Linked DNA regions of Homo sapiens: region 1 is linked to region 2. A link is an interaction called in ENCODE POLR2A ChIA-PET data of the cell type or tissue named here. Cell type or tissue: OCI-LY7. All regions are shown on one strand. Each heading gives the region's core, and the rest is flanking DNA. Links, peaks and the distances in the headings are about the cores only.

Region 1 (2,903 bases), core at 196-2,695, 1.0 Mb after region 2:
TCTCTGGCTCTCCCATGCAAGCAGAGCCTCATCTGTCATGGGTACTGCTGATCCATGGTGGCTGGCTCACGGAAGGCATTTATTAAACATTTTGAGACTGAATAAAAACACTAGCTAACACCGACATGCATTTATCATGAGCCAGGCACTGATCCACAGGCTTTTGTACTCAACCCTGACGACAACCCTAAGAGGTAGGTATCATTATATCCCTCATTTTATTAATAAGAAAACAACAGCACAGAGAGATGCAGTCACTTGCCCAAGGTCACACAGGGCCAGGGCTTGGGCCAGGATTCGAAGCAGGCAGGCTGTCTCCTGGGTGTGAACTCTCAACTACTGCACCCTAATCAAACAATCCCTCTGGTTAAATGTGAGTGATAATAATAGTACCCACCTCGTGGGTGTTGAGGGTGAGCCCAAGTTAGCATGCAGCGCGGGCATGTGAACAATTATAGTCAATATTGAATGGAGACCTATGATGCTTTTATGAAGGTTTCTATTTTGGGTTAAAAATGCACAAATTTCTCCTGACCAGAAATGATCTCTGAGTGCTAAATATTTTATGTCAATGGAATAACCCAAATGATTAAGCAACACCCATAAAATGGGGCAGACCCAGGGAGGAATATATATCCAAACTGACTCATCCCAGTGAGCTCACCGCACATGAATTACAAATGGGGCCAGGTGCATTAAGCCCCTCTACTGGCAGAAGGGAGGCTGCTGCCTGCCATGGGCCTGTGCTGAGAATGGCAGGTCTCCAGGGAGAGGAGAGGCCACCCCCTTCTCTGTCTCTTCCATCACAGGTGTGAAAGCCTCAGCGCATGAGCTAATTCTGTGCAGTGCTCGACATACAGATGAGAACACTGAGGCACGAGGGACAGCCTGTGACCTGGTCACCGCGCTCAGTAGGACGTGGTTACCCGCGGTCCTGAGGGCGCTGACTTTTTAGAATGGGCGAGGGCAGCTGTGTCCCAGTGACCAGAAGGATTACTGTCTTTAAAAAGTCGTGAAAATGATCGTGAACTGTACCCCACAACGAGTGCGCGTGTGCCTCCCAAGACGGTGGAGAGGCCCCCAGCTTACGCCGCCAGCCCGCGGGGCAAGAAGGGTGCGAGCGACTCTGGCCAGGCCCCAGGGACGGGGACCGGGTCGCGCGGACCTGACCGGCGAGAGCCCAGGCACTCACGTGGCGGGAGCGCCGGGGGCTTCAGCACGGAGACCCATCCCGTCTGCCCCTGGACTCCCGCGAGCCCCGCGGACCTCTCCGCTAGCCCCGCCGCCCACCTGCCAGCGGAAGGAGCGCAGGGCGCGCGCTGCCAGGAAGCGGCGCTTGAAACTCTGCAGCAAGAGTTCGCTCCCCGCGTTCTCCTCGGGCGCCATGACGGGGGCGGGGCCTCAGCCTTGCCGGGAGACCGGGCGGAAGCCGGGCCTGGACTGAAGAGGGGGCGGGCCCAGGGCAGTGCACCGGGGCAGAGAGGGGGCGGGGCCTGGAGGTAGAGTCGTGGGGGTGGCTCTAGGGCGGGGCCAGGATGAGAGTTATGAGGCCGGGGCTTGGGGTGGGGCTAGGATGAGCATTATGAGGGCGAGGCCTGGGGTAGGGCCAGGATAAGTGTCGTTGGGGCAGGTCCTCGGGAGAGTTCAGGTTGGTGGGTCCTGGGGCGGGGCCAGGACAGGGCGATCCTGGAAGTGGGGCTTCGGAAGCGTCCAGGTTGGAGGCGTCCTGGAGGCGGGGCCTTGCATGGGGGCAGGATAAGATTCCCGGAGGCGGGCGTTAGGGTGGGGATAAACAATGATTGGGTTCAGGAGGCGAGACTCGGAGCAGAGTCCAGGAGACAGGTCTTGGGGCGGGGCTAAGACCAGACCAGGAGAAGCGCTCAGGAGGCGGGGCCAGGGCGGGGCGTTGGCTATGTCGTAGCACGTGGCCAGGCGCTGCTCGGACTCTGGGAGGCGGAGCTTAGGACGGGCCGACGTGGGGAGGGGCCCAGGGTCCGGGAGGCGGGGCCGAGTCCGGGCTGCGGGCTGCGCTCAGGAGGCGGGCCCTGGGAGGCGGAGCTTAGGGAGGGGCCGGTGTCGGGAGGGACCAAGAGACTGGGAGGCGGGTCGGGGCTGGGCTCAGGGGCGGAGAGGGAGCTGGGCTTGGGGCTGGGCCGAGACGGAGCGAGGGGTCCAAGGTGTGAGAAACGGGGAGGGGTTTGAGGAGGGGATTGGAGTGTGGCTCAAGTTCGGGAGGCGTTACCTGCGGAGGGTTTGAGGCAGGCCCAGGAGCGAGTCCACGGTCTGCCGACTCGGGGCCATGGTCGGGCCCCAGGATCCGGAGCTTCGGGCGGGGCCGAGTCCGGGTTTGGGGCCCAGGAGGCGGGGCCGTTAGGGCTAGGGTCCCCGGGATCGTCGGGTCAGGCCTTGGGCCAACGTAGGCACTCTCACAGTTCCTCCGCCTTCAGGAAGGTCTTTTTGGCAGGGGCCTTATGGGTGCGCGCTTCGGTCCTGGAGGCCTTATCCTAGCCTCCTCTCCATCAGCGCCACCCGTCTGGGGCCCGATAGGAGGGAGCTTTCCCTCTGTCCCCTAGCCTTTGGACTGTCACCAAACAAGCCATTCGTTCACCAAATACTTATTAAGCGTCTACCATGTGTCTGGCAAGGGATATGTAACAGTGAGAAAAACTAGGTGTGGTCCAGGCCCTCCAGGGGCTCAGGGGCTCGTGGAAGAAGTGGACATTGAAGTACTTATCACACAAATGAGTATAAAAGTACAATAGTGATATCTGCCACGAAGGCGAGCAGACAGAGCTAGCGGGGCTTCCAGGAGGAGTTTTGATCTTGCAGGGACAGGAAGGAGGAGTTAGCTCCTGGGGGGCGGGATTGGGGGTGGTGGTGATATAGACGTGGGGTCAGAGTGG
Region 2 (2,903 bases), core at 197-2,696:
AATTTATTTTAGCACAAATTACCTAGAACTTAGCAGCTTAATTAATTAATTAACTTAAAAAAAAAAACCCTGACAGTACGGTCAGGGAAGGATATGAAGAGAGAATTGTTATGCTTATATGCCTCCTAAGAAAAATAATCACAGGCCAGGCATGGTGGCTCACGCCTGTAATTTCAGCACTTTGGGAGTCTGAGGCAGGTGGATTACTTGAGGTCAGGAGTTCAAGATTAGCCTGGCCAAAATGGTGAAACCCCGTCTCTACTAAAAATACAAAAAAAAAAAAAATTAGCCAGGTGTAGTGCCACACACCTGTAGTCCCAGCTACTTGGGAGGCTGAGGCAGGAGAATCACTTGAACCCAAGTGAGCCAAGATCGTGCCATCACACTCCAGCCTGGGTGACAAGAGTGAAACTCCATCTCAAAAAAAAAAAGAGAAAAAGAAAAACAATCACAGGTCGGGCACAGTGGCTCACACATGTTATCCCAGCACTTTGGGAGGCCAAGGCAGGAGGATCACTTGAGGTCAGGAGTTCGAAACCAGCCTGGCCAACATGGCGAAACCCTGTCTCCACCAAAAATACAAAAATTAGCCAGGCACGGTCGCACACGCCTGTAATACCAGCTACTCGGGAGGCTGATGCAGGAGAATCGCTTGAACCCAGGAGGTGGAGGTTGCAGTGAGCCGAGATTACACCACTGTACTCCAGCCTGGGCGACAGAGCCAGACTCTGTCTCAAAAAAAAAAAAAAAAAGAAAAGAAAAGAAAAACAATCACAAACGACTATAAAAACCACAACCTGCAACCTTCCACACAAAAAAAGAAAAAATTAATTAATTAAAAAAAATAAAAATACTTCTGTGAGGGAATCTGCCCAGCAACTGCCTGGCTAACCCCAGACTGGTGTCACCTGATCTCTGTAGCCAAGCATAATTATTTCAAAACAATTATATAATCCTCCTCATTTTTTCCCTTTGAAAACATTTGTCTTCATTTACCTCCCTGAATACACACTGGTTTCTATAGCATGTGTATTCCCATTGCGATGTTCTATTCCCAAATAAACGTCATTTTCTTTTAAAGAGCCTCTCTGTTATTTAGGTTGACACCTTAAAGGGAAAACAGTGTTTGGGATGGAGTGAACTGAAATTATACCTTTCCTCCCCCCAAGGGAAGAATCAAGCATCATTCAATATTGGCTAATGTGGAAAATGCTTCGAAATGGGCAAGAGATGCCAGGCGCAATGGCTCATGCCTGTAATCCCAGCACTTTGGGAGGCCAAGGCAGGTGGATCATTTGAGGTCAGGAGTTCAAGACCAGCCGGGCCAACATGGTGACACCCCATCTCTACTAAAAATACAAAAAATTAGCCAGGCATGGCGGTGTGCATGCCTGTAGTCCCAGCTACTCATGAGGCTGAGGCAGGAGAATCACTTGTACCTGGGAGGCAGGGGTTGCAATGAGCTGAGATTGTGCCACTGCACTCTGCATGGGTGACAGAGCGAAACTCCATCTCAGAAAAAAAAAAAAAAAAGGCAAGAGAGAGGAAGATGACCCCATATTATTTTAAAAGAAGCCAGGTCAAAGTCATGTGAATAAAAGGAATACAAATTTGTTTGGTATGAGACGTGGCAGAGGTGGATTGGGATGAAGTGGCAAGAGGATCCCCTCACAAAGAAGTTAGACCCTCTATGGAAGTGTGTTTGGTTTCAAGAAGTGTTAGAAGGAAAACCAGGCACAGCCACAGGGAAGCTTCCTGTCACAGTACTCCCCCTCCCAGCAGCAGATAGGCCACAGGCTGCCCCTCTGCAGAGATCTCAGCTGACCCCAGGAGAAAGCCACCAGGATCAGAGAAGAGAGGTGGCTGTGAAATTCCCAAGACACAAGAAGGGATCAAGACTGGAGGGGGTGGGGAAACTGACTAGAAAGTCTTCAAGGTAGGAGACCATGAGAGCTCAGATCAGGAGAAGGGGTAGAAAGGCGGGACCTCCTCTGCAGCCTCCACCTTGAGGCCCAACCCCTTGTCAAGAGACAGGGATGAGGGGGTGGAGCAAATCGGGCCCAGTTTCTACCTTCCCCCACCTTGAAATCCTCCCAGCTTTCTAAGGTTTTAGGATATTGATCTATGTGAAAAACAGCCGATTCAATGTGACGCAGTTTGTGGGCAGTGGGTAAAGAGGGACCTGGCCCAGTGAGGAGTAGCTGCCCTCCAACCAAAGAGTCAGAAAAAAAAAAAAAAAGTCAGTTTTGAACACACCTAGTTTAAGGAACTTGTGAGTCGACCAGAGGGAGATGTCCTAGAGGCAGGAAGAAGGCCTGAGCTGGAGGTTTGGGGGCTATAAGCATATGGATGGAAGTGAATGAGGTCATCCCAAAAAAGTGTGCAGAGTAAAGAGAGGGTCTGTGGCAGACCTGGAGGACACCAGTATTTCAGGCTGTCCTAGCCCAATCAGCCAAGACCACCAAGGAACAAACCCATGGTTTGATGAAGTCAGGTTTCTTGTCCCCTTGTAATGAGACAGACAGCACACTGGAGAAACCAAGGAGTGTCCCACTAAGCACAAAGGAAGATAGTTTTACAGGGTTTGGGAGGGGGTGGAGATGAGGTGAAATTTAAATGAAGCAATATTTTGATAGGCTCAAAGCAAAGCAGAACTGTGTATAAAGGGGCTGGCATCAGTTCTGGACTGCCACAGGACCTACAGTCCTGTTTCTTTGGAAAAAATAAGATAGATGTAGAATATTGTGTTCAAAACTTCCTTACCTGGATCTCTGTACCTGCATTATAAACCCTGTCTATTTAGTGACTTAGATCTTCCAAGCAAGTGTTTTTCTTTTTCTTTTTCTTTTTTTTTTTTTTTTTTGAGCTGGAGTTTCACTCTGTCACCAAGGCTGGAGTACAGT

The links. Peaks named below come from ENCODE experiments on the same cell type or tissue, not always from the same donor. Only the 100,000 strongest peaks of a DNase experiment are listed, where the experiment ranks them.
Region 1: POLR2A ChIA-PET joins it to region 2 with 7 read pairs; 2 of 35 experiments call an interaction of 5 or more read pairs at or near these places.

Annotation. Positions count from the first base shown.
Region 1 is chr11:71,786,020-71,788,922 of GRCh38, reverse strand. It overlaps the pseudogene FAM86C1P. Among named protein-coding and RNA genes, the nearest start is that of DEFB108B, 46 kb to the left of the region's middle. RefSeq lists a silencer at 1,822-2,131. In OCI-LY7, for the core only: no CTCF peak of the experiment used is centred there; DNase peaks (open chromatin) are centred at 792, 1,482, 1,872 and 2,119; H3K4me3 peaks cover 2,500 bases; H3K27ac peaks cover 1,789 bases.
Region 2 is chr11:72,797,629-72,800,531 of GRCh38, reverse strand. No RefSeq gene overlaps it. Among named protein-coding and RNA genes, the nearest start is that of STARD10, 5.0 kb to the right of the region's middle. RefSeq lists an enhancer at 1,613-2,350. In OCI-LY7, for the core only: no CTCF peak of the experiment used is centred there; no DNase peak of the experiment used is centred there.